Regions from separate parts of the Mus musculus genome. Here region 1 is linked to region 2. The links are chromatin loops, found by intact Hi-C in ENCODE. Cell type or tissue: left cerebral cortex. All regions are shown on one strand. Each heading gives the region's core, and the rest is flanking DNA. Links, peaks and the distances in the headings are about the cores only. Region 1 overlaps Gm31251 (a long non-coding RNA gene). Region 2 holds the start of Slc22a17 (solute carrier family 22 (organic cation transporter), member 17).

What was found. Hi-C counts contacts between places; a loop is a spot of excess contacts. Peaks named below come from ENCODE experiments on the same cell type or tissue, not always from the same donor. Only the 100,000 strongest peaks of a DNase experiment are listed, where the experiment ranks them.
Region 1: it touches region 2 in a loop (3-fold over the local background); 3 of 42 quality-filtered maps call a loop at or near these places.

Annotation. Positions count from the first base shown.
Region 1 is chr14:54,993,904-55,010,118 of GRCm38, reverse strand. It overlaps Gm31251 (a long non-coding RNA gene), which reads right to left. Exons shown (of 9, transcript XR_001781261.1): 7 at 13,406-13,465; 8 at 8,644-8,734; 9 at 5,113-7,312. Myh7 (myosin, heavy polypeptide 7, cardiac muscle, beta) reads left to right here and starts at 15,570. Exons shown (of 41, transcript NM_080728.3): 1 at 15,570-15,608. RefSeq lists enhancers at 5,206-6,354, 12,895-13,225. In left cerebral cortex, for the core only: CTCF peaks have their summits at 8,440 (motif pointing right) and 10,049 (motif pointing right); a DNase peak (open chromatin) is centred at 5,978.
Region 2 is chr14:54,901,227-54,917,441 of GRCm38, reverse strand. It overlaps Slc22a17 (solute carrier family 22 (organic cation transporter), member 17), which reads left to right and starts at 4,310. Exons shown (of 10, transcript NM_001360406.1): 1 at 4,310-4,575; 2 at 4,709-5,200; 3 at 5,290-5,393; 4 at 7,617-7,771; 5 at 8,454-8,619; 6 at 8,795-8,940; 7 at 9,076-9,181; 8 at 9,339-9,556; 9 at 9,812-9,923; 10 at 10,083-10,711. The coding sequence starts at 4,934. The coding sequence ends at 10,371. Efs (embryonal Fyn-associated substrate) reads left to right here. Exons shown (of 6, transcript NM_010112.4): 6 at 1-899. The coding sequence ends at 344. In left cerebral cortex, for the core only: no CTCF peak of the experiment used is centred there; DNase peaks (open chromatin) are centred at 4,879, 5,033, 5,444, 6,895 and 2 more places; H3K4me3 peaks cover 2,492 bases; H3K27ac peaks cover 2,335 bases.

The sequences.
Region 1 (16,215 bases), core at 5,490-13,489, 90 kb before region 2:
TGTTTTTGCCTTAAGTAGTCTGAGCCTGTCTCCTTAGGTGTTGGTACAAGGATAACAGCTCTCATTTCAAAAGGAGTAAGAGATGGTTTATTCTGGAACCACTTATGGGTGGCTCTGGCCTGGGCACACTGATTCAGATACCTCAGTCCTGGGTTTCAGCATGGTAACAGTTTGATGAAGTTGTTCCAGCAACAGAACAAAGGGAAATCATACATCGGTGCCATCGGGGAGGCTGGTCCAGCGAAGAGGCCTGTGTTTGTGTCACGGAGGCTGTGGAATGTTCTTGCCTCTGGGTTGGTGGGAACTGAATATTCCACAAGGATGTCACCTGACAGCCACCAGGATGCCAGGTCAGACACGGAGTGGGTCATAAGTGGCTATTAATAGGGCTAATGATAGCTAAGATAAGTTGGCTCTATATCTGCAACATTCCAAACTCTCCCCCAAACACGGAAATTCTTATCAGTTATCAGCCTAAGAGTCCTTAACACAGGAGAAGCTTTCCCCTGGGACTTCAGCTGCCAACAGTAGAAACTCTTTTGTCTTCTGGGAGAATTGACCTCCTTATTATTTAATGCCACACTCTACCCCTGATAATTTTCTTTTCTTTAAGGTTCTTGTAATCTAAAATCAGTATGATTACTTCATCTCTCTTTTGATCAGTATTGATCGGTATGGTCTATTCTTCTTTCTCCTCTTACTTTTTTTTTCCCCCACCTAAGCTGGTCTTGGATTTTGGATCTTTCCCCTCCTGCTTCTACCCCCTGATGCCAGGATTATTGGCACGTGCCATCACACCTGTCTTTAATGCTGAATATATTTATGTCTTTAAAGATAAGAACATTTTCTCATTTGTTTCGAAGATTTTGTTTACATATTTATTTCACATGTGTAGGTATTTTGTCTGCATGTATGTCTGTGCACCATGTGCATTCAGTGTCTATGGAGGCCAGAAGTAGCTCACCCAGATCACAGCTGGGATCTTTAATATCTGAAGTCTCTTCTCTTAGGCATTAAACCATTCTGCCTCATTCTAGTAGAAAACAGGGTCCCAGCTTCTGGACTGGAGCTTGGAAAATTGTAATGCCAGAGACGTACACAGGAGCTGGAAAAACTAGGCAAGAAAAGGTAGAAGGCATCTAGCAAAGGAGATGAGACTAGGGCTCAGGAATTGGGTGTGATAATCTTTGCCTCTAATCCCAGCACTGGGGAGGCAGAGCAGAGGCAGGTGAATCCCTGAGTTCAAGACTAGCCTGGTCCCACAAAACAAGCTCCAGGACAGCCAGAGCTACACAGAAAAATCCTGTCTCAAAACTCCCTCTGGCCCCCAAGAAGACTAGAGCTCAGTTTCCAGACTGTGCCAAGATCGGACCGGAGTGTTAGGAACAATAGAAGGCAGGTTTCCAGAACCGGGGACACAGTAGCACCTCGATGCTGAGACTCCAGGGTGGGTTCATCACCTCCTATCTTCCGGGCTCTGGAATGGGGCCAGAAACCAGGCTAGGATGGATACTATACTTGTGGTAACTATGGGAGGGAACCAAGGGACTAGGAGTCGGGACACATCATATTCTGCTTCCCAGGCTCATTCTCACTACCCAGAGAAGCCAGGTCTGCCTAAGGCTGAACAGCAGGGGCGTAGCAGCTGCATCCCTGCGCTGTCTTCTTTCCAGAGCTTCATTATCTGACTCCCTCTTACACTGAGTCCTCATAAACTCCATGTCTGTAAGACAGGATTGTTATATATCTTGGGGAATTATCATATTGACTGAACTCTGTAATAACTGTAATAATTGTCAGGCTCTGTAATAATTGCTTTATAGTTTTCTTTCATTTTCTGCCTTGCCTTGGGTTCCTGAGAGGCCTGAGTTACTTCAGTATGAGGTGGGCCATGGCAGAAGCACAGAACAAGGGGCACAAGGAACAGGGTGCTTCTAATGCTTCTTTATTGGCTGGTTAGTCTAGGCTCCGCCCCACAGTTACCTGGCAATAGCTAGGTGTGCCTGACTCCCTAAAAAAGGGACTGTTGGTCCCCTCCTCACTCTCTTGCTTTCTTGCTCCTGCTCTGTCCTCTTGCTTCTGCTCCCTCCTCCCCATTCCTCCCCTCCCTCCCTTCTCTCCACATGTTCATAGCCAGCCTCTACTCTTCTACTTTTTCTCCTCCTCCTCCTCCTCCTCCTCCTCCTCCTCTTCTTCTTCTTCTCCTCCTCCTCCTCTCTCACCCTCTCTATCTCCTTGACTTTCTCTCAACTCCCCTCCACATGCCCTGAATAAACTCTATTCTATACTATACTGTCTGTGGCTGGTCCCTCAAGGGGAAGGGATGCCTCAGCATGGGCCCACAGAGGAACCCCCTTCCTCCACACCTTGCTGCACCTCCACCAATCATATCCCTGACCTCTCTTATCTTTTTATGAAACACAACACTGTTGCTCAAGAAGCATAGTTATCCAAAGTACACAGTGCCAGCTGCGGGCTCACAGGCTGCTCCTGCATTGATGACTATATCAGAATCGTAGACCTTTTGATTGACTGTCGGCTAAAGGCCGCTTTAGAACTTCCACAACAAAGAAGAGATGCAAGATGGGTCTTTGGTGTAAGTTAGAGCTCAAAGAAAAGCAACTGGATACATTCTTAGCATGAAAAGTGTAATGTTTCAGAGTCGGCCTTTCAAAAGCCATGATTACACATCACTACTTCACTGATACTGTTGTGACAGGAGAAAGCCCTAGTAGGCCATAGTAAGTTTCCTGGTAGCCTAGGACCCACGGTTGCTTTTACTTTAGGCAGAGACTGCCTAAGTGACCCCAGGAGAAGGAAAGTCCATGGGTAAATAGGAATTGCTAGAAGTGGATACTGAGCCAGGTGGCGGTGGGACACAGAGGCAGGCAGATCTCTGCGAGTTCAAGGCCAGCCTGGTCCACAGAGCGAGTTCCAGGACAGTAAGGGCTAAACAGAGAAACCCTGTCTGAAAAAAAAACAAAAACAAAAACAGAAAAGAAAAAAGAAATGAATATTGCCAGTGTCCTCTTATCCCTTTTGGCCTGGTTGATTCTCTTCTAAAAATGTATTTTGAGTCTTTGTGTGTGTGTGTGTGTGGGGGGGTTGTTTCTGTTGTTTGGGTTTTTGTTGGTTTGTTGTTTGGGTAATTGTTTTTGTTTTTTGTTTTTGAGACAGGTCTTGGAATGCAGCCCAAAGTGTCTTCACTGTGCACCCAGATTGTTTTATCCTTTTGTCTGTTTCAATAACATTGATTAATTCATTTGTGTGTTCAGGTGTTTGTGTGATGACAGGTGCCAGAGCACACGTGTGAAGATCAGAGGGCAACCTGCACCTTCTCTCCTTCACCCATGTGGGTCCCAGCAATCAAGCCCACGCTTGTCTGCAAGCACTTTTATCTGATGAGCCATCTCACAGGCCCTGGCTGGCTTGGTTCTATTCAAATTGATCAGGTTGGCCTTACACTCACTGGATAGCAGAGGCTGTCTTTGAACCTGTGATCCTCCTGCTTCTACCTCCTGAGAAGAGGTATTCCGGGTGTGTGGCATGACATTAAGCTGGGTGATTCTTTTCTCAGAGCCGATTGTCCTCGAGCCTTTGGATCTCTGACAACTGCTCATATGCAGGTGACTTGAAGAGATCATTCTGGGATTGTTGTGACATGAGAAGCGCCTCCAAAAATTATAAACATCTTTTTTTTTTAGATTTTTTTTAATTAGGTATTTTCTTCATTTACACTTCCAATGCTATCCCAAAAGTCCCCCATACCCTTCCCCCCCGTAAACATCTTTTAGTTTTGTTTACTCCAGTTGAAAATCACCTCATGTCCTACGTGGTGGCATATGTCTGTAGCGCCAGCTACTTTGGAGGTTGATCCAAGAGGATCTCTTAAGCCAGGAATTCAAGACCAGCCTGGGTAATACGATGAGACCCCAGCTGGAAACAAGCCAATGAACAATCAGGTACAGATGGTGACTTTGAACCGCTATCCACGGCCTCCTCTGCAATGAGATGGCTCAGTGGAAGGACTTCACCTCTCTTGCAGTACGGAAATCCACTCATCTTTTTTCTTTTTAAAGGCTTATTTATTTAATGTATATGACTGCATTGTAGCTGTCTTCAGATATACCAGAAGGAGGCATCCGATCCCATTACAGATGGTTGTGAGCCACCATATGGTTGCTGGGAATTGAACTCAGGACCTCTGGAAGAGCAGTGAGTGCTCTTAACCACTGAGCCAGCCCAAAATTTACTCATCTTTAAAATGAGTATTGCTTTCATATTTTGAGAAAAAGGAACAAAGGGGTGAAGGAAGGAGGGAGGGAGAGATTCAAGGGAAAGGCACAGAGGAGACACAGGCAGGATGTGCCCTCTCTGCCATGCTCTCCCTGAGTGAGGTCCAGAGAATCCCATCTATGTCCTGTCAGCAGCACGCAGTGTCACAGGGACAGCAGCTGCTCCCCGCCTTTGGTACCTTATTCATCATCCACTTATTCTCTTCAGATTTGTCAGAGGCAGAAGAGCTCCAGATGAAATACATGCAATACATGCTCCTGTCTACTATAAAATAATCCTGAAAACAATGAGCTAAAGGCAAGAGGGAGGCCACAGGGAAAACACAGAAGGAGAAAACAGGGCAAAAAGACAATGGTTGTTTCTAGTGAAACTCGGCAAGTCCCTCCCCCAACCAAAAATAAATAAATAAATAACGTGGAGTCTAAGGCTCCCTGTCTAATCTCATGGGATCTAGTCCTCTAGAGCTTAGGCCACAGACTGATACAGAAGCCACTGTCTTGGGTCTCTCTTCTCTCTTCCTTCTCTCTTTCTTCTCCTTTCTTTCTTCTCTCTTCTCTCTCTCTCTCTCTCTCTCTCTCTCTCTCTCTCTCTCTCTCTCTCTCTCTCTCTCTCTCTCTCTCTCTCTCTCCCTCCCTCCCTCCCTCCAGAACGCTCACAGCACTGGCCAGCAGCTGGGGCTGTGTAACCTGGAAGTCCAGTCCTCTGAAGACCCCTCGGCAAGCTCACCTGCCAGGAGCCCTCCCCTCTGCCCCACCCTCCAGCATGGCTGCTTCTGCTTCTCTGTTTCTACAATTATGCTGCTACTCAAAACTGTGACCACGTTGAAGATGTGTTTATTTATTGACAGGAGAACTCAGGCCTTGGCTTCTAACCCTCTTCGTATCAGGGGGTGTTCCACAACCACAGTGTGTGTCTGGGGGTTGTTCAGTGACCTTCCAACCCCTTCCCACCATCTTTCCACAGGCTTCTCTAGTAACAACACCCAGAAGCCAGAACGACCTTGCTTAGCAGATGATCTCGCAGACAGGACCATCTAATTCTAGCCAAGGGCATGGGGGAAAGGACACAGCCTAGGGGCCTGTGGCCTCTTGGTGGAGAGGACTCAGGGCTAATAATAGGAGGGGAGATTAGGAAAGGATTTGAAGTGCATTGTTATCTCACGGGAATGGCCTTCAAGAGCCCTTCCCAAGTTTTCCCAAGAGCTGTGCCACCCCCTCTGTTGTGTGGCTGAGGAGACGCTGTCATTTCGCCTTATCTACTCCACCCCCATCGGTTCCTCACCCCACCCCAAGTTTCTTGAACCCACTTCTCTTCCTCGATACACTTCCTTCCACTACGTCCCACAAGTCTTTCCACACCTGGCGCCCTCGGTTTCGAGGTCTAGCCAGTCCTGGCTCCTCTGTTCCACCTTTTCTCCTCCCCGGAACATCACTGTTCCAGTTGGGACTGGAGATATTGGTTTTCCAGGCTTGGGCCCTTTGTCTCCCTCCCTAACACCCTTGTGCTGACTTTGCGCCCACTCTTCCCCAGCTCTCTGCCTTCTCTCACAGCAGAGCCAGGCAAACACAGGTAACAGAGGCTGAGGTGGGGCTAACAAGCTACAGTTCTAGCAATCAGTGCCGTGGCACAAGGCACAGGAACACCTCCGAGAACAAGACTGGGGCCAGACTATGGCGGCATCTCCTGGAGCCCAGCCATGGCTATTATTAGGAACCTAGCACCACAAAAGGGCCTTTGCTTTGTTTCATTCCACCCCCACAGAGTTGCTCTTGGCAGCTAAGACTGTAATCTCAGAGACATGGGGCCCAGCACGGGCCCCTTGCACAAGCCTAAACCTCTGCCCTGGTACTGCCCTTGGGCAAGGTCACCATCCCCATGACACACAGCAACCATCTGACATTCTACAGTCTTGCCCCGTTCAGATACTATCTTAGAGCTCAGTTGGGCCTGCCTATGACAGCCCCACCCTTGCAACTTTGCAGAAGGCCTCTCTGCTCCTCTCTCCCACTCTCCAAAAACAACAAAACAAAACAAAACAAAACACAAGCCTGAACCCACCAACCACACCCTCCTGCTCTCCACGCTCCATGACCAGAAAGGATGAGCTCTTCCAACTTCCTTAGTTTCCAGTCCTTTTATAAAGGCTCATCTCTTCAGACTTAGGGAGTCTGTCCAGCTTTCTGTTTCTGTCCACAGACCCCAGAGGTAATCTGCCTGCAGCCCCTGAAAAGCATCCCAGGAAGAAAGCAGCAGCCAGACCCTGACGTCCCTTCTTCCAAGTGTGACTTGGGAGCCTCAGATCAGGGGGGTGACTAATTACCTTTTCCCATACCCAGGAAAGTCTGTGTGTGCCTGCGCGTGCGTGCGTGCGTGTGTGTGTGTGTGTGTGTGTGTGTGTGTGTGTGTATGTGTCTATTGGCTGACTTAATCTGTTTCAAATCCCTGTTCCAAAGTTTCAACACTCAGTGTTGGGCTACAAGTATGTGCAGCATCAGACATTGTACCAAGTTCTTAGAGAACAGCAAGGGCCCAGCCCAGAGATGAGAAAGTCATCCCGGGATAGGATGAGCCTCGCGAGAAATGGTTCTCAGCCTGTGGGTCTCGACTCCTTTGACAAAACCTCTATCTCCAAAAATATGTGTGTTACAATTCATAACAGTAGCAAAATTACAGTTAGGAAGTAGCAACGCAAATCATTTTATGGTTGGAGGTCACCATGACAGGAGGAAGTGTATGAAAGGGTCTTTGGGAAGGTTGGGAATCACTGCTCTAGGGCACTTCTGGCTTCAAACATTGTTTTTCTAGGATAAATCGCAGACCCTGAAGCACAAGCAAAGGCTCGAGCCCAGGCTAAGCATGGCTTGTTTCCCAGTCCTTACGGACCTCCCACTTTATCTTGAGAGCTGAGACCTCTGGAGGCTGACAGTCAGGCCAATCAATGAAAGCCCAAGATGGAGGGGATGGGAGAGGAGGGGGCTACTGCAAACTCTGCTCCAAGCTGCCTCCATGCATCTGTCTGTGAAGGGGAGGAAGGAGCCAATGAGCCCCGCACCTGCGCACCTGCGAGTCCATCTCATAGTGTCTGAGCATTTACTCGCCACCCTCCTGAGTTCCAGAAAGAGAGCTGGAAATAAGAAAACAGTGCCAGAGAGGCCAAAAGGAAACAGAGAGCAAACCAAGGACATCCTTTAACACCCCTGCTCCACGTGCTCAGGGTTGCCTTATCTTAAAAAACAAAATAAACCGTGCTATCTGACCCACTTCCTGGCTCATTCATTCTGTTGCCAAATCGCTGCCTTGGAAGCTGGAACCCCCGCTGCCTGCACTTCCTATTCCGTTCCTTTAACTCCCATCTACTCAGCTTAAATCCTGCTCGTCCTTATTCCTGATTAAACCCCAGCACCCTGGCACTGCCCTGGGACTCTCTGGAAGCTGCTTCCTGAACAGCCACCCAAGCTCTCTTCTCCTGTCACTCTGCCTTTCTTTGGAATCTGACACTACCGGCCACCTGCTCCTCTTGAAAGACTTCTGGGATTTCTAGGAAACAAGTCTCGCCTTATTCTCTTTGGCTCCTATATCTTTCTCACTTCCTAATTTTTAGCATGTGTGGTGGATGTGTGTGTGCCCATGCATGATGTGTGCATCTCTTGTGTCACAGGGCACACGTGGGGGTCAGGGCACAGCTTGTCAGGATTGGTTCCCTCCTTCCACATAGGTCTGAGGCAAGGTTTCTCTGTTCCATGAACTTTTTGGCTTCCCGAATATTCTCCTGGCTTCACCTCTTATTTTGCCACAGGAGTGCTGGGGTTACAGATGCTTGCTGCCACATCCAGAATTTTATTATTAAAAATATATATTGGGCTGGCGAGATGGCTCGGTTCTGAGTTCAAATCCCAGCAACCACATGGTGGCTTGCAACCATCTGTAATGAGATCTGATGCCCTCTTCTGGAATGTCTGAAGACAGTATACTTACATATAATAAATAAATAAATCTTTAAATATATATATATATTTATTTTTATGCTGAGAGAGAGAGAGAGAGAGAGAGAGAGAGAGAGTTTGTGTGTGTGTGTGTGTGTATGTGTGGTCTCTCACATGTATGCCTGTGCACACCACTGGCATGCAGTGCCCATGGAGGCCAGAAGAGGGCATTGGCCCCAGGAAAGGGGTTACTGATGGCACCATCCCTGCCAGGTGGGTGCTGGGAACTGAACCCGAGTCCTCTGGAAGAGCATTGGTGCATTGAGCCATCTCCAGCACACATCCAGCCTTCTAAAATGGGTTCTGGGATCAAGTACAGGTCAGGCTTGCAGGGCAAGTCCTTTTGCCCATGGTACCATCTCACCTTCTGTTCTCTGTGCGCCTCTCTCCTTTCCTCCTGGCTTGGACCGTGGTCTCCCTCCAGTTCTTCCTTTTCTCTCCAAGATCATCATGTCCTACACCACCATAGAATAGCTCTTACCCACCAGCCCTACCCGCCAGCCCATAATTCTCACTGCCTACTGGGACGCAAAACCATCTTCCATTGGTTATCCACTGTTACCTCTAACTCACTCAGACCAAGTCTATGTCCTGCCTGTCTAAGAGATTGCCCATTTGTGCCTGTCCTGTCCTTTCTGATGCACTTCCCAAGTTCCTGGAGCCAGTCTGTTAAAACGAATTTTATCCCCTCCTTAGAAAAGCCCCACCCCTCACTGGTCCTTTCCTTTTCATCTGTCAACCTTGATTGCTACTTTAGCCTCTGCCACAGTCTCCTTGCCTCTAGCCTCTCCTCCCCTCAGTACCCAGCTGGCCCCTCAAACTGTGCTTTCAGGATAACACGCAGTCTGCCCCAGTTTCAGGTGGCAGTCTCTCTGTCGCTCTCAGGATAGTGTCCATTTTGCTGGTCTGAGAAATACGGCACATCAGTAGAAATCACTTTGGAACAAAGCAGACCTAGGCTTGAGTCCTAATACCACATTCTCTGCCTGACTTTGGGCAGAAGAACATCGTATTCCCTCTGAACCGCACGGCCTATGCACAGAATGTAATTTGACTGACAGTTACTTGTTCTGGCTGAGATGTATCCGATTCTGTGTAGAGCAGAGAGGGGCTCACATATAGCCAATGGGACCCTCATATCTTTTTCTTTCCATCCTATACCTCCAGAACCATACACCACAGTCTGACAAGAGATTTCCCTCATGTCCTTTCTAGCTCACCCCACCGTTCACCGACCATACTTTGGGCCAGTACTGATTTCCACACAAGCTGGGAACACAGCTCGCCATACAGTCCTTCTCAAAGCCTCCTCCATCTTCCAAACTCCAGGTCTGTGTTCTCGCCTTTAAACTCTTAATGGTGTCAGCCCCATAGACTAAGAGGCTCTAAGTTCTTGGCTCATTTTGGATTCAGGCCCTGTTTCATTTCAGACATTTGTGAGCTGTTATGAGGGTCTGGGAATTGAACCCTTGTTCTCTGGAATAGCCTCCAGTGTTCTTAACATCTTCTCTCTGCTCACCATTTTTTTTTCTTTTTTCTTTTTTAAAGACAGATCTCTCTATGTAGCCTAGACTATCTTGGAATTCACTCTGTAGACCAGGCTGGCCTTGAACTTACAGAGATCTACCTGTCTTTGTCTCCTGCGTGCTGGGAATGACATGTACCGCCATGTCCAGTACTTTCCCTCTTTTTAAAGAAACAGTCATTTGCTTTTGTTTTGTGTTGGAGTTTTTGCCTACATGTATGTATGTATAGTATGTGTGTTTCTGATGGAGGCCAGGAGAGGGCATCGGATCCAATTATATCCCCGTGCATGTTATTTAGTGCATTCCCGTGCACATTATTTAAATCATACTTTTATTTTAGAATTTTGAAATTTGGATGTCAAAGAACTTAATAAATGCCTTATAGTATCTTAAAAGGATCTACTTATTGGCATATGGTTTGATCCTGAACAGCTGCCTTATTAGGAAAGGGAAAAGCATAGGTTCTCTCCACAGAACGGAGCAGAAGCATGATGGCTAATTCCTGTGACAAGACAGGTGAGTTCGCTCAGGGCCCTGACTGTAGGACTGTAGTGACAAGGAAGCTGAATTGGGTACATGTTTTCGACCCACCCTTGCTTGCCATTTTTCCAGTTTGGACAAGCGAACCTGCCTTGTTTCAAGCTTTTTAACCTTATGGTAAAAAGAACATCAAAGACTGTGGAATCTGACTTAGAAAGATTGGTCATAAGAAAGAATTATAATGATTCTCCTTTTTCCTTCAATGTGACCAGTTATTCTAACTCAATCTTGGACTGGTCTAGTAATAAGTCCAATATTAGAGATTCCTATTGAAGATAGCTAAAAATCTTAATTACCTAGCCAAGTTAATTCAGAGCACAGCCTCCACTGCCAGAGAATCTCTGGCCTTTTTGCTAATTCTAAAAGCCAGCTCCCCCACACCTGGAGGCCAGAGCCTTGAGCAGAATCATGTCTTGCCATCTAAGTCTCTTTCAGCCCCAGCCTGCCTCCCTGGTGTACCCGGTCCTTGTAAGCCGCAGGCCGGCATGCAACAGGATCCCTCAGAACTGGAATTACATAAGGTTGTATGCTGCCCTGTGGGTTGTGGGAATCAGACCTCCATTCCCCTGCAAGAACAGCAAGTGCTCTAAACAGTGAGCCATCTCTCTAACCCCATCCTTTGCTCTTCTCCAGATTGCCCACTTTTAAGAATATGCATACTGTCCTGGTTAGTTTTGTTGTTGTTCGCTCAACACAGCTAGGATCATATGAGGAGGAAGAGGAACCTCAACTGAAAAAAAATGTCCCCATCAGATTGGCTTTTTAATTAATTATTGATACAGGACAGCACAGCCCATTGCAGGTGGTGCCACCCCTAAGCAAGAGTGCTTGGGTGTTACAAGAATCAGACTGGGCAAGCCATTGGGGAGCAAGCCAGTAAGCAGACTTAGTTCCCCTGCCTCCACCAGACTCTTACCTTGAGTTCTTGTCCTGGCTTCCCTCAGTGTCAGAGGATGACCTGAGAGTTGTGGGCTGAAGTAAACCCTTTCCTCCCAAGTTGCTTCTGATCATGGTGTTTTATCACAACAGTAGAAACCCTAAGACATATACTAAAGAATTGTCTAAGTCAGCTTGAAGATAGTAACAGCATCAGAATCACAGCCAAGAGCTGAGATTATGGTAGCTACTTGGTCCTTAAAGCCGGGTGCCTTAACAGGCTAGTCCCACAGTGAGACTCTCTCTCACTGGCAGGGTCTTACTTTGTCTCCCTGACTGACCTGGCATTCTCTGTATAGACCAGGCTAGCCTCAAACTCAGAGATCTGCATGCTTCTGTCTCCTGAGTGCTGGAATTAAAGACCTATACCAAGCTAAGTTTGCCCATTTTTTTCCATATCAGAATACTCTAGCATTCTCCTTCAGAGGTTTCCAGACCCTCTGCATCCTTGGCTGACCCTAAGATCAGAAATATCTGAAGGGTCTCTGGCCGGACCACCTCCTGAGGGCCACAGTTTAACCTGTCTCCTCCTTATAACCTGGCTCCCCATCTCTATCAGGAGCTTTCTGTGTGGTCCCCAGACACAAAAAGCATTTAGCTAACTCTTCACTTCCCCTCCACTTCCATTTGTTTTCCTGACAATGTTGCCATTTTGCTGGGCCAGCTTTTGGTGGGCTTGGGGTTCACCATGGTCGTGAGAAAAGTTTTATAGGTAGCAGCAGGGCAGTGGTCTCCTGACTCAAGGCTATCCTGTGGAGATGGGTTAGGTCTAGGATCACGTGAAGGTCTTGTCTTCAACCAATGAGACTTGGTGGGCTGAGGGAAATGCTAGGGGCCAAAAAAACTAACTCTGGTGTCTGCAGTCTGGGTCCCTGGTGTTGGTGTTCCTGGAGATAAAAACCATTATGAAGTCTGTTATGTGCTGATGTGTGCTAGGTCCCTCACCTGTGTTTAGTCTCCATAATCCTTGCAAAAAACCACATTGATGGCAAAACTGTCTCAGGGAGTTATGTGACTGACCATACAGCTAGAAACTGTGGAGCAAGGTCTCAAAGGGGATCTCTGTGCTCCCCGGTAGCCCCCCCTTTAAGCTCCCTCAAGCTTCTAGACTGGCCACTCCACACAGTGCCCTCTCCAAACACTCTTGAAGGAGAGATCTACCTGCTTAATAGACTCTTATTGAAACTGGTCTGCCTCCCCAGCTGGTCCCTGTCTATCAGAAAGTCGAGATTGGGGTGCCTGGTGTATTGAGTGGGCGGTGTTTTGAGTATGCAGAGAACAAAGCATTTTGGAACCAGCGGAGTACAAAAGAATGACAAGAAGGAGCAGCTGCTTGTAAAGAGAAACCTGAGAGAGACTAGCTCAGCTCCCTAATCCTGGCCCATGTGGAGCCAGGGATAGGTTCTCCAAGGTCAGGGGATACAGGCAGCTAGGGGCAAGTGCTGGCTACCACTCCTGGGTCCCCTCTCCTGTTCTCAGACAACTAAGGCCTCCTCCTCCCCTTGGGCCAGACGCCCTACCTCTTCTGCCTCCTCCTGAGCCTCTCCCTTTGGGTTTTGAGATTCCTTTCAGAATTCTCTTTCCACGCTCAGTTCTCCTTTAGTTCAAGACTGCAGACCCCCACCTCCCCCTAATTCCCAGCAGTAATTTTAGCAAACTTTCCGCTGGTCTCCACTGGCATGTTCACAGCAAATGGCTCCTATTTGGACCTGACATTTGATCAGTGTGGTGACAGAGCCCAGACAAAGCAGGCACAATGCCTGGGGAGGGGAGGCTCGGGAGGCGGATCACCTTCCTTCTGTCCAGGCCTTATTTGGTCGACCTCAGCGAAGCAGCCTCCCTTTTTATTTATAGCACTTGCTGCCCCTTTGTCTTGTCTCTTGTCACTCTGTAGTGTGCTCCACATCACCACCCACTCCTCACATGGGTTCGGGCCCCCATTCTCTCCACTAGGAATGTCACGCACGCATGCAAAGCACAAGCTGTACTCTGAAGCCTGGGTCCACTGCTACAATCAGCTGGACAAAGCTCCCGGAGCAGGGGTCTTTGCTTTGGTTCATTGTTACGTATCTCCATTGACCACATCAGTGCCAAGCTCAAAGTTGGCCCTCAATGAATACTCACATAGGAAAGGATGGGAAGAGCCACCCAACCGCCAACAGCAGCAAGCAGGAGGCCAAACATCTGGGATATGAGACAGAGATCTTAAAATTAGGAAACTGGCTTTTAAATTCTGCCTTGCAGAGTTGAGAACAATACTCCAAAAACACCTTTAGACCAAAGCCCTCCAAACCTGAAAGAAGGGGGAAAGGGTGTGTGGCTAAGTTGTAGAGATGGCTACCTAATCCCACAGCCACACAGGTTGGCCCCACTCAAAGACACTGGCTTTAAAATGGCTCGCCTGAGTCCCAAGCTTTCTTTATCCATCTCAGTGCGTGCACCTGTGCCTGAGCCCTCTCCCAGAGCATGGCGGGAAGGCACCTTCTTCTGTTGGGAAAGCTAGAAGAGCCTGGGAGAGCCTGGTGGTACGCCTTTAATCCCAGCACTTGGGAGGGAGAGGCAGGTGGATTTCTAAGTTCGAGGCCAGCCTGGTCTACAGAGTGAGTTCCAGGACAGCCAGGGCTATACAGAGAAACCCTGTCTCAAACCACCCCCCACCCCAAAAAAAAGAAGAGCCTGGGAGAGCTTTAGCCTTCCTTCGGCCCTGGAGGTTCCTCCTAGGGAGGCTGCTCTATTAATACCTGGCAGGGTCGCAAGACCAGTTCTTCAGCAACTGCAACTGCATTCTGAGGACTGCGGAGCTGCAGCTGCATTGAGGTGCAGCCCCTACAGTCTGTGGTCCTCCCCCCACCTTCCCCCTGCCTTCCCCCTGCACACTGCACACAGCTGCTCAGCATCCTTACCCCTGCTTTGGTTACCAAGAAACCCCACAGAAGCCCTTCCTGGATTTTTCCTTTCCCTGCCATGCCTACCCCACCTTCACAATGTACCTGCTTTGCTGGCAGCCCATCCCCCAGGCCTGCCTCTCTCCTTCAAACTGACATCTAATCAACTGGATTAATCCGCATGCGCTCAGAGCTGTGTTTGGGAAGAAAGGGGATTTCAAACTAAACCCTGAGTCTGTTGCCTAGACACCGAGCAGTGAAGCTTCTATAGCTGGAAGAACAAGAACGAGGCTGGGTGCCAGCGTTGCTCCCGGGGCCTGCAGGGGAAGACAAGGTCTCTCCTGTCCTGTCCCTCTCTCCACTAGGAAGAACAAAGATTGCACCCACGGCTAGACAGAGGCCAGGTGGACCAGGCAGCCGTAGCCATATCATCTACAGCCCTGGGTAACCCTGGGAGGCTCAGGCCTTGCGCCTCGAAAATCTGCAGGGCAGCGCTAGAACAGGAAAGGGCTCTAAAGCAGGACCATGAGCAACTGGTCCTCCTCCCCAAACAGCTTTGGCATACTTCTTAGCATCCCTAGCCCTCCTCCCCTGATTGGGATCAACTTCCTATCTGCTGAGGTTCCCCACTTTTGCTTCGCTGAAGCTGTGCAATCTTAGAGGAAGCATCTCCCACCCCCACCCCCACCCCCTAAAGCAAAGCACTTAAATGGATCACTAAAGATCTGCCTGGCTCTGAAGCACCATGATCCCAGGGACACATTGCCTGCTGGCCCAAGGAAAGCAGTGTGTGAGCCAGAATTCCTGTGTCCAAACTCTCTGGTCCTAACAGGAACCTACTACCTTCTATCTGCTCCAATCCAACCACCATACCAGAGCCATGCCCCCAACTCTGCCCTGCCCCTCTCAGCTGCTGTGACCCAACCCCTTCCCACCTCAGACAGATGCAGGACTCAAGCCAGGAGTGTGGGGAGGATACTGGAAATAGGGCCAGGCTAGCACTGGGGGCAAGGCTTCTAAGGGGGCAGCAATGCCAGGGTCAGCAGGACCCTCTTGCAGGCCAGCCAGGGCCCTGCCTGCTTGAGGTCGTGGTGGTCGTGGTCAGCTTACTCTCTAGTGAGCCGTGGAATGTTAGAGATATTTTTGCTTCACTTTAAGCTGCCCCACCCCCTGGAACTCAGACCCTGAACATGCCATGCCACAACAATGACGACCACTTCCAATTGTTTCCTAGCTGGGGGAGGAGGGGGGAGTACTGTTTGGACAAGGGAAGGGGGGGAGAGTCGGGGGAAATGCTTTTAGTGACAACAGCCCTTTCTAAATCTGGCTAGGGACTGGGTGCAGGTGGGGGATGGGGCACCCTGCTGCCCCATATATACAGCCCCTGAGACCAGGTCTGGCTCTGAGCATTCTCCTGCTGTTTCCTTACTTGCTACCCTCAGGTAGGAGTGGGAGCTGGAGGCTTCCCTCTGGGATAAGGGGCTCCAGGTTCAGGAAGTGATTCCTCTAGAACAGCAGCGGGCTTCTGGCATGTAGTACCAGGTTATCATTGAACACTCCTGTGCAGATCTAAATACGCATGCTTGTGCCGTAGGAATGTGGGAGCCCAAGTGTTCCAAGGTGGGGGGTGGATATCTATATGTGCATATGGCCCAGAATGCAATAGCAGTGTGTGAGCATGTGCGTGCATGTGTGCGTGCGCAAGTACAAGCACACATATCTTAAATGTAAGGATCAGTTTATATTTTATCACATAAGGTACCTCATGCCTGGTTACAAGCATTTTGGCAGAAGAGGGACAGAATGATGGAGAATAACTCTTAAGGAAGCCAGTTCTGTGAACACTAGAGCCTGCCTATGTTTGGGGAAGTGTCTGACTGTACATAGAGGGGTTATTACTATGTAGGATATGACCCTGCGTGTAGTCTCTGAAATAGCAGTTCACAGACATGCAGGTGTGGGGGGCTCTGGTCTTCGTATGCTGAAGAACACGCAGCCACAGGAGCCTGCCTATGTGCTGGGCTGTTTGCACATGAACACTGTGGGGAG
Region 2 (16,215 bases), core at 3,187-11,186:
CAGCTCTGCAAGCTGCCGTGGCAGCTCTCGTGGCCAGCACCCAGGCCAACCAGCCACCATGTCTCTTTGTGCCCCACGGCAAAAGAGTGGTGGTGGCTGCTCACCGCCTGGTGTTTGTTGGAGACACCCTAGGCCGGCTGGCAGCCTCTGCAGCTCTCAGAGCACAGGTGGGGGCTGCAGGCACAATGCTGGCCCAAACTCTGCGGGCCACTGTGCTTGCTGTCAAGGGGGCTGCCTTAGGCTACCCATCTGACACTGCAGTCCAAGAGATGGCGCGATGCGTGGCAGAGCTTGCAGGGCAGGCCCTACGCTTTACCACCCTACTCGATGGTCTGCTCCCCTGAGGGCCTGTTCGTCCAGCCTTCCCCTCCCCTGCCTACCAGAGCCCTGCACTCCGTGTTGAGGACGGCTAGAGGTTCATCTCTTTCGGTCATTTTAGCCACTCACCGAGGTCTCTCTTTCCCCATATCTACTGCCTTTTGTATGAGCCATTTTGTATAAATTATTTATATTTAATATTTCTTGCTTTGTCCAGGCAGGCATCAGGCCATCTGGGGTAGGGAGGGACTGGATTCTCCTCGTTATCCTGTGTGGAGGTCGCTGGACTGCCTTCTGCCTTGGGGAGTTTGGAACACAGAAAATCAGGTGGCTGAAACTTGGTGCCACACAGAGCCTCTGTCCTGTTTCTTGGCTGAAGATGACAATGTAATAGTCTGAGAAACACCAGAGAGCTTCTCCCCTCACAAGTCAGGAGAGCCGGCCACAGACAGGCATGGCATGCACCTCAATAAACGCTGCCGTATGGTTCCTGACTCTGCTTCTTGAAAGCTTGAGGGGACGAGGCCTGGCACCCTTCCCCATTCCTGTGAGACACATACTGTAATTTTGCTCCAAAGACCTATTCGATAGTCTTGTCTTCAGTTCCTGCGATGGGCCAAAGGAACCTAGTGAGTATACTCTTTCAGCAAAACCAGGATAGACAGCAAGTCAATTATTGTGAGTGCATCTTTTTAAAAAGCTAGCCAGGTGTCATGTTGCATACCTGACATTCTAGCACTTGGGAGGCAGAGGTGGGTGGATCTGGATCTGTGAGTTAGAGGCTAGCCTGGGCTACATTGTGAGACCCTATCTCAAATAAGTTGCTGGTGATGGGACTCAGTGGGTGACATGACGGGACTAGGGGAAGGGAGCAGCTGGAGAAGGAGTCTTGGTCAGGAAGGCTGGGAGATCATGCCATGGGACAAAAGAACCAAGAAGGGTCCGAGGCTAGTGTTTGCAGACTTCGTTGTCACACAATGTCATTAAATAACTGCAGATGTGGAGGATTTAACCACAACAGCCTCAAAGGTACCTCTTTCAAGAGCATCCCAACCAGAAAGCTAACCTTGGTCCATCGTTCCCCCTCTCAGGCCACCTGTAGCCAAGCAAAAGGCCGCTCGCTGCTGGCTGTTCAGGGACCCTTTCCCAGACTCCTGTCACTTTTAGAAGCTGAGAGTGCAGATGAATGCAACAGGTTAGAAGTCCTCGGGACATTGCTGAGATGACAGCCCGTGGCTTAAATGATGTTCAGTCTAGCCATTAACGGCAAGAAGGTAACCACCACTTTGGTTTTGTTTCCCCAAGACCCTGGCTTAATAGCACCAGGGAACGTCAAGTTTCAGTCGTAAACTTTGGATCTTGGCACCCCTATGCTTTTTGCCTCTTCAAGATTGAGCACCTAGCTGGGTGCTGGTGGCGCACGCCTTTAATCCCAGCACTCGGGAGGTAGAGGCAGGCGGATTTCTAAGTTCGAGGCCAGCCTGGTCTACAGGGTGAGTTTCAGGACAGCCAGGGCTACACAGAGAAATCCTGTCTTGGAAAAAAAAATAAGATTGAGCACCTTTCTAATCGTACCTGAAGGAAAACATTTTCAGATTCGGGGGCCAACAAATTCACCCCTAGACATTGAAGGGCATTCCTGTCTTCTGGATAAGCTTTCCAGAATGAACCCTTAACTTGGAGTCTTCAGTTCAGATAGTAGATGTGTCAGTTCTTCTCTGCATGTAAGACACTCCAGTCACTCTTGTCTTTAGCTTTAGCATGAGAGTGATCAGAATGGTCTTACAGGGCTTTTGAAAGCAAGAAAATGCTTAAACTAAAGAATTCGTAAGCTGGGCTACCACACATCTTCAATCCCAGCCCTTGGAAGCAGAGACAGGTGGATTTTTGTGCCTGGTCAACATAGTGAGACCATGTCTCATGAAGCAAAAAAGTTACGGAAATATTCCAGGATAAAGAGAAGGATGGAGACCAACTAGTTCCAGGGAGTTCAGGCTATAAGAGACAGTAATTCTGAAAGAGACAAAGAGACACGGGGGTAGGGTGGGGTGGGGTCGGGGGTTCTGAGGGCACTTGCATTAGAGAAGAACTGTATTTGGAAATTTTCTGAACAGAGGAAGTAACGGAGCAGTGAGTCTGGCTCGGACTTCCATGGCATTCATAGGAGAAATGAAAGATTCCTGAGGCTTGGTACTCCTTCCTCGGTTTACCTGGGGTTGAGGGTGAAATACCTACCAAGTACTACATTCCTAAGAGGAATACCCATGAAAGTACCTAGTTCTAATACCTATATATGTCTGGGTATCTAGTTGAAAATTATGGTTCAAGGGTCTGGATGAGGCCAAGATTCGTGCATTTTTTAGCAACCTCTCAAGTGGTACGGATGCGGTGGGGCCATCAGTCACACTTTGAATAGCAAGTTGGGCTCAGGAAAGATTTCTCTGAGGCAAAGATGCTTGAACTGACAGCCAAAGGTTGAAAGAACCTTACAGGAGAAGCCTTTGGCCTAGGAACCAGCTCCTGCAAAGGCCCTCGGATGCTGGGAAAATAAAGAGGGCCAGCCAGGTGGTCGGAGTGAAGAGTGTGGGGAGGGTGGAATGTGGCTACAGAGAGCATGTGACCAGGCATGTAGAGATCATGTGACCTGGCATGTCGGCCCAGGTGTGGCATTGTCTAGAGTATTTTTCTTGGAAAGAGAAGTTATTGAAGGCAGTTGAGCAAGAAAGAGACCAAATCAGACCTTCATTTGGAGTTCTGACAAGGTGGTTCACCATACAGGCCTGGAAATCACTCTTTTCTCCAGAACCCTTGAAAAGATGGAAGACAGGAACTGTCAAGTTAGCCTCTGACCTCCAACAAACACAGCATGGCCTGCATACCTACACACACGCATCATGTACTTGCACAGTAATACATTTTTAAAAAAATGAAACATCTGCATTATAAAAAAAAAAGATGGATCCATCTGCATCACAAGTAACATGGAGAGAAGCAGAGTGGCCTCTGCACACCAGTCAGTCCACCCTGAGTGAGAGGACTGTGGAGTAGCAGAGTAGGAAGAGTTTTATAAGGGTCTTGACATGAGATGAAGGCATTCCAAGGGCACACACCGAACATCGGACCTCACCATCGGTGGATGGTGAAGGCACCGTTGTTTCAAAGAGGGAAGCATTCGAAGATACCCAGATTAATGGAGAGGGTGTTGCATGATTGTTCTCTTGAGGCCTCTATGAGACATTCACGCTTATGTGGGCTCCCAAGAGGTTGCTTCACCGACTTGGGACTCTAAGAAGAGGTGGGAACAGGAAGCAGTTGTGTCTTGTCTGGGTCGACGGTGTCTAATACAAATAGTGCGGAGGTAAAGGCATGAGATGGTAAGGTACACATAACGCTGAACAGGAGAAGGAACATGTGACTGCCATGGAGAAAATGGACAGGAGAAAAAAGCCACAAGGTGAGACTTGGCAGTCAAGGGAGGAAGGTTAGAAGGTGGTCAGCAGTGCCAAACGTTGCTGGAAAATGGTGATCCAACCGAGTTCGGTGTGGGGAAACGCAGAGACTTGTTCCCCTGAAGAGAATGGAAGCTAAAGAGCAGAAGCAGGGTGCCAACGGATTCGTCCATCTGCATAAACCACACTCCCCTAGAAACCACCTCTAAGGGCATTTTGTCCATCCTTTAATCCTTCGCACACTGCCTGGGATACAGTAGGCACTTACTAAATTGTATCGATAAAATTAATGTGAAAGGGTGGAGAATGGAAGGATGAACGAGTGACAGGGAAGAACTGGAATAAGGAGGCATCTCAGGCGCTTGTCCCCGCTATATCCTTCACTTTTTTTTTTTAAACCGCAATGGCCTGCAGCTCCCAAGAAACAAACGATGGAGACCCCAGCCCATCCTTCAACGGGGGGCCTTGGCCCCCCTTTATCTCTGACGAACAGTCTGGACCCAGGTTCTGCTGACGTGGGAAGGGGAGGAGAGTCTGGAGGAAGGGGAGGGGAAAGCAGCGCAGAGACCGTAGAGACGGAGGAGGCGCCCGCGGCTGCAGAGCTGCAGAGCGGGGTCTCCCGGCCCTCTGCGTCCTAGCTCTCCGCACCTAGCCCAGCCAGACAGCAGCTCATTCTCTCGGCGCGGCCCATAGGGCCCCAGCGGTCGGCAAGCTGGCTCCCCGAGTAGCCACCGGGACCCCCGAGCCCAATGGCGGGGGCGGCAACAAAATCGACAGCGCCGTGGAGATCGCCCCCGGCTCCAATGGAGTAAGTGTCTGCGCCCCGGGGGGCCTCGGGCGACCTTTCCCCGCCCGTGCTGCGCGCCCGGCCTCCCACCCGCGGTCCCCGCGTGCCCGCGGCCTCCCCCGCCTCACCTTCTCTCCCCCACCCCTCGCCGCAGCAGGTCGGGAGCCTCGGAGATGCGGTCCCCCCCGAGCAGCTGCAGGGTGAGCGGGAGCGCCGGCGGGAGGGGGAGGGCGACGCGCTGGGCAGCAGCCTGTCGCTGGCCGCGCCCCCGGGACCCCTCAGCTTCGAGGCTCTGCTCGCCCAGGTGGGGGCCCTGGGTGGCGGCCAGCAGCTGCAGCTCGGCCTGTGCTGCCTGCCCGTGCTTTTCGTGGCGCTGGGCATGGCCTCAGACCCCATCTTCACGCTGGCGCCCCCGCTGCACTGCCACTACGGCGCCTTGCCCCCCAACGCTTCGGGCTGGGAGCAGCCCCCCAACTCCAGCGGCGTCAGTGTCGCCGGCGCGGCCCTAGCAGCCAGCGCCGCCAGCGGAGTCGTCACCAGTACGGACCCCTCGTGCAGTGGCTTCGCCCCACCAGACTTCAACCACTGCCTGAAGGACTGGGACTATAACGGACTGCCCGTGCTCACCACCAATGCCATCGGCCAGGTGAGGCGGCCGGGCGGGACCTGGAGTGGGAGCGGGCCAGGGCATCGAGGACCCTGCCTCATGCGACTGCACCACTCTCACGTCCCCAGTGGGATCTGGTGTGTGACCTGGGCTGGCAGGTGATCCTGGAGCAGATCCTCTTCATCTTGGGCTTTGCCTCCGGCTACCTGTTCCTCGGTTACCCCGCGGACAGGTGAGGATGTTGTGGGGGGTAGGGCAGATAGAAAAAAGAAGGGTTGCAGACAGAGCTAGGGTTTGAACAAACCCTGAGCTGCTGGGTTTGCAAGAGGACGCGGATGGTCCCGTTGTCTATCCTCGGCAGCCTCCTCTGGACTCCTGTGTAACTACTGTTTCCTCGCCCCATCAAGAAATACACATTCTATACCCACTTCCACACAAGGAAATGACCACACACTCGTGACCCAGTCACTATCAGAAGATCTGTATCCATGAGACAGTGGAGAGGCTTCATCTCAAACGTTAATCGATTCTTCAACAAAAACCTGGCCTCCACATTACATGTTCCATCTCCCTCTCGTTGCCCTTACAATCCCAGATTCATCTTCACTGGCTAATAACCTACTAACGACTGTTAGCTCATCTCAGTAGCCACATTACTAAAACTTAATGTTAATCCCCAAATATAACCAGCTTCATTCCCATTGACCAATAAGTTAACTTCACAAACGGATCACACACACACACACACCATCTCTGACCAGGGCTCCAGCCCCTACAGTTGTCAATTATCTCTGCTAGATAACTCTCTGAGTAACTCACACTTCCATGCCCGCCCCCCACTGCCTCTGCCCTGTGGATCTCTGACTCCAGGAGAGCCTCACAAGCCAACAATCTTCATGGCTGGCCAGAGCTTTCAGATCCTCTTGGACCCAAACTCCCATATCCATAGATCGGTGGTATCTCATCCAAAGAGCAGCGGTTCATCCGGCTAACTAGTAACCCTCTGGGTAGATCCAAATCCATGTTGCCTCTGCTTCTGAAAGCCAGGACGACTGACATGAGATTTACAGTCCTGCCTAAGTGATTCACCAGGTTAATACTTCAAAATAGTGGTCAGGTTCCTGAAATCCAATAGCCATCCTCACTGCTTAGTAACCACCTACACCTGTGGGCCAGTGCTCCTAAACCCACAGAAAAGAGTTCGCACCCCCACCCTCCCACCCCCCAGCTTCAGTAGCCTCATTCCTATGGAGCCAGTTCCCAGTGACGGGTAATTTAGTCTCGTACAGTCAGAAGCCTTGACCACATTAATCCAATCAGCTCGTCCTCATGAAAAATAGCCTTCACTAATTGCCTTATTCCAAGGTATAGGTGCTCCCTGCTCCTTCCCAAGTACCACTGACCTTGTCTGTCTTCATCTACCCGTTACTCACCTCCCAGCAGTGAGTAGCTTAGTAGCCCTGTAGTCCTGTCCTTGCTGGCTTGGGATCAGTGACCATCATCAGCCACCAGTGCCCCACATTGTCAGTCTCATCTCCCCATCCCTAATGTCTCTTCTCATAGATTAACCTACTTGTCCCCATTGGCACCCACCAGCCTATACTAAGACCTTCCGTTGTTCCACCACTAAAGATCAATTCTCCAAAAATAAGGATTCTAATCCCATAGATCAGTAGACCCATTCCCTTGAATCAGTAGCTCCTCTCCTGACCAGTGACTCATCCCACTGCCTACCCATATGTTTAATTATAGCCCTAAGCCACAGCTTTATGAACAGTGGTCTCAGCCCCATTCACTGATGGATACATAGTATCTACATGTACAAGCAGCCACTGGTTACCTCCCAGATCAGGAGTCCTCTGCATAGATCCCTGACACCCAGCACCTCTGACTGACCTGGGCAATCTGAGCAAGACAACATCTATCCCCTCTCCTGACAGCTTCTACCAACAAGTATGAAAGCAAATTCCTTAGACAGGATCTCAGTCTCCCCCCTCATGGTTGATCTTACCCCCATGGATAAATGTCCTAATCTCTCTGACAGATAGCCCTGTCCCCAAAAGTCATGACCCTCTCCTATAAAACCATAGCTAGAGCCCATTGCCCGGTAGTCAGACTTCATGCATGTATGGCCCCATCCCTATCACCTGCCATCTTTTTCTTTCTCTCTTTCTCTTTCTCTCTCTTCAGTTTTAGATAAGGTCTGTATATGATAAGGTCTTGGCTGCCCTGGGACTCCTGAGGGTGGCCTTGAAGTCACACAGATCTTCCTGCCTCTGCCTCCCAAGTGCTGGGATCAAAGGTGTATGTCACCACACCCATCTTTTATAGCTTCAGTACTCTTGCTCCCTGCATCTTACCCTCATACATCAGCTTTGAAGTAGGCAGCTAGGCTCCACCTAGTCCCTCCTCCATCAGGGAGCCTTGGTGGCCAGCAGCCCTCCCTATTTTCCAGGTTTGGCCGTCGTGGGATTGTGCTGCTGACCTTGGGGCTTGTGGGTCCCTGTGGAGTGGGAGGAGCTGCTGCAGGCTCCTCTACAGGCATTATGGCTCTTCGGTTTCTCCTGGGCTTCCTGCTAGCTGGTGTTGACCTTGGTGTCTACCTGATGCGTAAGTGGCACCCTGCCAGAGATCCCTCTCTGCCCTGGGTCTCATGCCTTCCTTTCTGCACCTCCAGACAATTTCTGCTGCCCCTAGGTCCCAGATTTCAGCTGTCCAGATGTCCAGGCCTTTTAAAGGGTCTAGGCAGGGGGTCCTACTGCTCACACAGTCCTCCCACTGGCTGTTATGTTTAAAATCCTAACCTGGCCTTACTTTTGTCAAGAGAATAGAGCCTCGTTTTTAGAAAATGAAGTATTGGCCATATATGGTGGCATAAGGCTGTAATTCCAGTACTTGGGAGACTGTGGCAGGAAGGTTGTGAGTACAAGTGTGACCTGGGCTACATTGTGAGACCTTGTCTCACACCTCACTCTAAATGAAATCCTGGAGGCTTGTGTGACCTTGGACAAGGGTCGAGCTGAAGGTCAAGTCAGAGACGGAATGTAAAAGGACTTGCAAACCAAGAATGCGGAACACCCAGGCTCCTCGAAGCCTAAAGTCTAGCTAGGTTTGAGGAGAGGGGTGTAGGCTCCCTCTCCCTGCCACCCAGAGGTCAGTCTGTGGGAGGTGATGGCTGCAGCCTCTTCTGGGGCCTGACCTAGCTTTCTGTCCTTTCCTCCACCCCTCCCTCTCCTCTCTCACACCTCCTCATTCCCTGGCTCTCCTCCCCTCATCCCTGCTGTATCTCCAGGCCTGGAGCTGTGCGACCCAACCCAGAGGCTTCGGGTGGCCCTGGCAGGGGAGTTGGTAGGGGTGGGAGGGCACTTCCTGTTCCTGGGCCTGGCCCTTGTCTCTAAGGACTGGCGATTTCTACAGCGAATGATCACCGCTCCCTGCATCCTCTTCCTGTTTTATGGGTTAGTATCACCCTTTCACCTCTGGCCTGGCTCTGCCATCTTTGTCTCCAGCGTAGCCCTTAGTACAGAAACCACTCCTCTCCACCAACCGCCCAGCCCCTCAGAGGTGGTAGCTTTCCATCCCTTCATCCAAAGAGAGAGGGCTTTACAGTTGACCCTACCACCCTGCCCATAGCTGGCCTGGTCTGTTTCTGGAGTCTGCACGGTGGCTGATAGTGAAGCGGCAGATTGAGGAAGCCCAGTCTGTGCTGAGGATCCTGGCTGAGCGAAACCGGCCCCATGGGCAGATGCTGGGAGAAGAGGCCCAGGAAGCTTTGCAGGGTGAGAATCATGGGGTCCCTGTGTGTGATGACTTGTACGTGGGGTTGTAGCTGTGCCCTGCCCAGGCTCTCCACCTCCGTGTGGGAGATCGTGGAATCTCGGCTGTTTCTAACGGCTCCTGTCTTTCCCCCAAAGAACTGGAGAATACCTGTCCTCTCCCTGCAACGTCCACCTTTTCCTTTGCGTCCCTCCTCAACTACCGCAACATCTGGAAAAATCTGCTTATCCTGGGCTTCACCAAGTGAGCCTGGCTGTCTGAGCTGAGGGCCAGGCCAGTAGCTGGGATAGGGGATGGTGGGGTGGGGGGACCCTCTTGAAGCCCTGCAGAGGATGGAGCTGTGGGAAGCTGTGGATTGGGGTTCAGACGCTGTTCTTTGCTTCCCCCACCTGCTGTGCAGCTTTATTGCCCATGCCATTCGCCACTGCTACCAGCCTGTGGGAGGAGGAGGCAGCCCATCAGACTTCTACTTGTGCTCTCTGCTGGCCAGTGGCACAGCCGCCCTGGCCTGTGTCTTCCTGGGGGTGACTGTGGACCGTTTTGGCCGTCGGGGCATCCTGCTTCTCTCAATGACTCTCACGGGGATTGCATCCCTGGTCCTGCTGGGGCTGTGGGATTGTGAGCATCTTTTCTTTTCCACCTTGTGGGCCCAGTAAGGGACTCTCAACAGAGGTATCTCTGAAAGTCTTCTAAAACTTAGAACCTCCCTAGACTGCTGTCCAGTTGTGTAAACTTGTCTGTTTCTCCATTCCATTACTGATGCCCAGAGCCCAAACAGCATGAAGCAGAGGGTTTGAGACCCAAGAGATTGACATCTGAGAACAGGCCAGGTGTGAGCTCCCTGCCTCCATTCATATACCTTTTGGTCCCCAGATCTGAACGATGCTGCCATCACAACCTTCTCTGTCCTTGGCCTCTTCTCCTCCCAAGCTTCTGCTATCCTCAGTACCCTCCTTGCTTCTGAAGTCATCCCCACCACTGTCCGGTAAGAGCGGAGGTGATGGTAGGGGGAGGGGCGGGGCCAGCCTGGCCTCGAGACCTTTGGCTGAGGTCAAGGGATGAAGGATACAAAGAAGTTGTTGTTGGAGAAGAGCTGAGGTGAGGCTCACAGCTATTGACTCAGTGCCTTCTCCGTGTTTCTCAGCGGCCGTGGCCTGGGCCTTATCATGGCACTTGGGGCGCTCGGGGGGCTGAGCTGTCCAGCTCAGCGCCTCCACATGGGCCATGGAGCCTTCCTGCAGCATGTGGTACTGGCGGCCTGTGCCCTCCTCTGTATCCTCAGCATCATGCTGTTGCCAGAGACCAAGCGCAAGCTTCTGCCAGAGGTACTCCGGGATGGGGAACTGTGCCGCCGGCCTTCCCTGCTGAGGCAGCCACCTCCTAACCGCTGTGACCATGTCCCGCTGCTAGCCACTCCTAACCCTGCCCTCTAAGCAGCCTTTGAGCCTAGTGGGAGGCCAGCCATCCAGAAAAGTAGCAGAGGGCTAGAAAGATAGACAGGAAGGCAAGGCTACCCCATACAAAAGGCTCAAAGGCGCCTCATGCCAACCGTCTAGGAGAGCTCAGAGGGCCGTTCCCAACCCCATCTCCTCCCTGCTGCTTTCTGTTCACTCCGTCAGCAAGAGTCAGGCCAGGGGAGAGCATCACGCTATAACCATTAGGTCTGGGCTCCATCCTATGCCCAAAGACATTTCCCAGACCTCGCTCTTTCTCGCTCTTTCATTCTGTTTCAATAAAAGACATTTTGAATAAATGAGCATATCATAGCCTGGACTTCCCTCCCTGTGTTGTCCTTTTATCTCTTGGGGAAAGACTTTCCTCAGTGGAGCATAAGACAGTAGCAACATTGTCTTTCTCACTGTGCCCTGTCCTGAAATGTCAACTTAAAGCAAGAATAACCATTCACTGCCTGCTCTAGGCTAGGGCCCTGCTAAGTGCTTCACAGTTTGTCTCTCTTTATCCTTTCAGTTTGGAGCAATTAAGGTTGTGTTTGTTGGGAGCTATAAGAATTAACTTTAGCGGGCTGGAGAGATGGCTCAGCGGTTAAGAGCACTGACTGCTCTTCCAAAGGTCCTGAGTTCAAATCCCAGCAACCACATGGTGGCTTACAACCGTCCTTAATAACATCTGACATCCTCTCCTGGTGTATCTGAAGACAGCTACAGTGTACTTATATATAAAATAAATAATAAATAAATCTTAAAAAAAAAAAGAATTAACTTTAGGGGCTAGAGAAATGGTTCAGAGGCTAAGAGTGCTTGCTGATCTTCCAGGGGACCTGAGTTTGGTTCCCAGCATCCATGTCTGTCCGCTCACAACTGCCTGTAACTCTAGATCAAGGAATCTCACACCTTCCAAAAGCACCCACTTGCATATGCCTACAATAATGTGCATGTGTATTAAGATAAGGTCATCTCTTTCATTGACACTGGTGTACTTAAAATGGGAATTTATCAGATGTGGACAGGTTGAAGTGAGAGCGCAATGTGGGAGAAAGCAAGTGCGGATAGCACAGCACGGGCAGGCCTCAGCTGGAATTCCAGTAGGATTCCTTCCCGGAAGCACCGTGCAGGTCCTCTCTAGCAAGCACATGATTGGCTAGCTTGAGTAGCACGCTGTTCCACTCCTAATACCAAGGGATATGAAAAAGGAAAGAAAGCTGCACAGTTAGGACAGGACTGGATGTTTGAAAATAAGCAATGGCTGTCTACCATAGTATTAACTCATTAAGAAGACTCTGCTCAAGGGCTTTGATTACTTGTCTGAGGTTACAACGCTAAGGAGGCCCAGTTAGAGCACAGAGTCGGAGCTCTGCTAGGTACAGTGGCACATGCCTTTAGTCCCAGCCGTGTGGGGGCAGAAGCAGGAGGATCTGTAGTTGGAGGCTAGTCTGGTCTACATAGTGAGTTCCAGGCCAGCCAGAGCTACTGAGTGAGACCCTGCCAAAACAAACAATCAAAACCACCAAAAACAAAATGGAAAAGGAAGAAAAGGATAAAGGTCTCCTCCCCTTAACCTGGGGATTCCCTTGGCAGTGAGAAAAGGAGTCTCTTGGCACCCCTGGGAAGAAGCAGTAGGAGACTGCAGCCCGGTTGGTGGGGTGCTTTCTTAGCATACACTAACCCGAGGTATGGTCCTCTGTGCGCGTGTGTATGCCCTGAATCTCGGCACTCAGGAGGTAGAGGCAGGAGGATCAAAAGCTCAAGGAAATCGGCAAGGCTGGCCTGCAGCACGTGAAGTACTGTATTAATAAAATCAAGCATCACCTTCCCAAGCCAACCTTATCTGGTCACATGGTACAGTAGTTAGCTAGCTACCCATGTCTGGTTTGGCTTCAGGTTTGGAAGGAGCGCAAGCTCTTCATCTTGTTCACCGTGTGAAAACTCTTAAGGCAGATAATTACAATCTGTATAGGAAATGCAGGCAAGTGTAAAGGTGGGGGTGGCTTCGAAGAGAAAGTGTCACACAACACAGCGCACGAAGTCGCTTACCTCTCCTGGTAAGGAGCCTGGGGAGATTAAGCTCAAGGTGTTGGACAATTTGGTGTGGAGGTCAGAGGTGACATCGGGAAGGACAAGAAAACTCTCAGGGTTATCTTTGGAGAAGGGCACCAATCACTTTTATAAAAGCAGGGCCCTGTGAGCCAGTTCCCAGAGAGCCTCACACCTGGGAATAGGTTTCAGTATATACATTTGGAGCTGCCAAATTCAGACCGTAGTAGGTTCTAACTCCATTAGAGACAGACAGGAGAAGCTCCCTGGCAAAAACATCTTTTTTTTTTTAAAGATTTATTTATTATTATATTTCAGTACACTGTAGCTGTCTTCAGACACACGAGAAGAGGGCGTCAGATCTCATTACGGATGGTTGTGAGCCACCATGTAGTTGCTGGGATTTGAACTCAGGACCTTCTGAAGAGCAGTCAGTGCTCTTAACTGCTGAGCCATCTCCCCAGCCCCAAAAACATCTTAATATGGCACTCGGGAGACTGAGGCAGGCAGATCTCTGTGAGTTTGAAGCCGACTTGGTGTACACATTAAGTTCCTTGCTAGCTGGGACTACAGTGTGAGATGCTCATTTTGAAAAAAGTCTACAAGGGTATTAAGCTAGCAGAATAGAAGAGCAATATAAAAATTACACATCTGAGCTGGAGAGATGGCTCAGCGGGTAAGAGCACTGACTTTCTCTTCCAGAGGTCCCGAGTTCAATTCCCAGCACCCACATGGTGGCTCACAGCCATCTATAATGAGATCTGATGCCTTCTTCTGGCATGCAGGTATACATGCAGGTAGAGCACTCATACATACTTTTTTTTTTTTTAATTACACTTCTAGACCAGAAATATGGTTGAGTGTGTAAAAGTGTCTGCTGCACAGGCCTGGCAACTTGAATTCTGTCCTTGCACCCCACATAAAGGTAGGACAGTACTGTCTCCACAGGGTTGTCCACCTGAGCCATGACATGTGTGTACCTCCTCATAACAATTTTAGAAAATTAGTAGCCAGATATGCTGGCTCTCACCTTTCACCCCAGCAGCTAGAACTCACAGGACACCGTTGTAAGCAACAGAGATGGATTTCTCAGTTTTGCCTCAGGGGGTAAAAGTGCTCCTGACTGTGTCCACCGGAACCCAGTCACTACGACCCACAAGGTACAAGGAGAGAAGCCAGTCCTGCAAGTGGTTCTGACTACTGCATGAGTCACCTCCCCGCCCCTATACTAAATGGAAGAGCAAATTTTAATGGAAACCTAGGGATGTTTTGCAAATTTTTTTTTTTTGGTGACACACAAAACAGAGGTGTGACAAACTGACCCCATCCTTCAGTAAGATCACTTTACAGAGTGATCTTTACTATTTTTCTATTACAATCATAACATCCTTAACAGAACCCACAGTTGGGAAATGCTCAGTAGATACTTGTTTGAGAAGTGCTTTTCAATAAGCCTAGAGAAGGAAAAGGGCACGGGAACTTCACCAGTTGATGTATCTTTTTTTTTTTTCTTTTGATGTAGCTCCAGCTATCCCAGAACTTACTATGTAGACCAGCCTAGCCTTAAACTCACAGAGAACCATCTGTCTTTGCCTTCTGAGTGCTGGGATTAAAGCTATATATCAGCATGCCTAGCAGATATGGTGAATTTTCTTAGTGTTTATGGTGAGACTGTGATTGATGGAAGATAAGCCAAAACAACCCAGTACTTGTTAAGGCAGAACTTCTCGAACCTGATTGGTATTAGAAAAACACATACCCGGCCATGGTAGTGCACACCTTTCGTCCCAGCACTTAGGAAGCAGAGGCAGGTAGATCTCGGTGAGTTTGAGGCCAGCCTGGTCTACTTAGTGAGTCCCAGGACAGTCACAGCTACATTGTGAAATCCTGTCTGTCTCAAAAACAAAACAGATCTCCAAATCAAGCCGGGGGCGCTAGTGCACAGCTTTAGTCACAACACTAAAGAGGCAGAGGCAGGCAGATCTCCTTGAGTTGGAAGCCAGCCTGGTCTACAGAGTGAGTTCCAGGACAGCCAGGGCTACATGGAGAAACCCTGTCTCAAAAGCAAACAAAAACATAACATAACAAACAAACAAAAACAAGACAAGAAATTATCCCCCCCCCAGAACCCCTTTTTTCTTTATGTGCCCTCCCTCCACAACAGAACGCCGGTCACACACGTCCTCCTGCTCTTCAGCTCACCACGATGATGAACAGGAATAAACTACCGAGACTGGGGTTGTCTAAGAATGACAATTGTCTTTCCACGCTCCTGCCTCTAAAGCACAGGGAAGGAAATGGAAACCGAGGTTGAGGGGAAGGGGATATCACTGTTTTAACTGTCTTGTCCAGGACAAGAGCCACCCACAACATGAACCGGCATTTAGGCACATACTCAATGGCAGGCACACTAAGAGTGCTCGGGGAGCTTGCAGTTTAGTGGGAGACAGGAATAAAACTGTTTAAAAGAGGACTTTACTGTTCTGACCAAAGCTCCAAGGCCGTGGTACCTGGTTACACTTTGAATGAAGTTCATGGCTCCAGGCTGGACTCCAACTCAAGTAGATCTGCCTGCCTCTGCCTCTTTAGTGTTGTGACTAAAGCTGTGCACTAGCCCCCCTGGCTTGAATTGGAGATCTGTTTTGTTTTTGAGACAGGATTTCACTTACATCATTTCCCCCTTCCATTTCCTCTTTCCAGCCTCTCTCATATAGCCCCCAGCTCTCAAATGCTGGCTTTTGTTGTTGTCTTTGTTTTTTTTCGAGACAGGGTTTCTCTTTGTAGCCCTGGCTGCCTGGAACTCACTCTGTAGACCAGGCTGGCCTTGAACTCAGAAATCCAAATCCGCCTGCCTCTGCCTCCCAAGTGCTGGGATTAAAGGTGTGCGCCACCATTGCCCGGCAATGTTGGCTTTCTTAATGTTAGATACACACACGTTTAAATACGTTAAGTACAACCTTCTCAGACTTTTGTTTTATTGTTGTTGTTGTTTTTTTAAGATTTATTTTATGTGAGAACACTATAGTTGGTTTTTAGGCATACCAGAAGAGGGTATCAGATCCCATTACAGATGGTTGTGAGCCACCATGTGGTTGCTGGGAATTGAACTCAGAACCTTTGGAAGAGCAGTCGGTGCTCTTAACCACTGAGCCATCTCTCCAGCCCAACCTTCTTGGTCTTAAGTGTTACTTGTATGCATATGATTTTAGGTCTGACCACTTCGTATTGGATAACCAATTAGGGTGCTGATCCCAGGGAAACCCATTTCTCCCACTCTCGGCATTCCTTAGTTGCCTGTAGTTCTTTATCTAGGCCTGGGTCCCCATGAAATTCACCGCTTCCATGTTAGTGTGTCTATTGGTGTCATACTTGTTCATATCTTATTCAGATAGCCATTTGGTTGAGGTAGTATCATACATGGGTGAAGTTTCCATACCATTTCTAGGAGACACAGTCTCACAACTGATTTCCTGATCCATCTGGTCCTTACTGTCTTTCTGCCCCATCTGTGTGATATTCCCTGAGCTTTGTAGGAACTGTGTTGTGTAGATAGATCCACTGGGTTTGGGCATCCCACAAACACGTTTTCTGCGTTTTGATCGGTTGTGATTTTCTGTAACGGTCTCTTGTTAAAAAGAACACTTTGTCACCCTAACTGGTATAATTTCATTTACACTATATATGTATTATGGCTTTTTCATCATCATTTTGACCTCTCCTCAGTTACACCATGTTCATGATTTTGACAGAGATGTTAGGCTAGCCATAAGCCTTACTAAGGCTCTA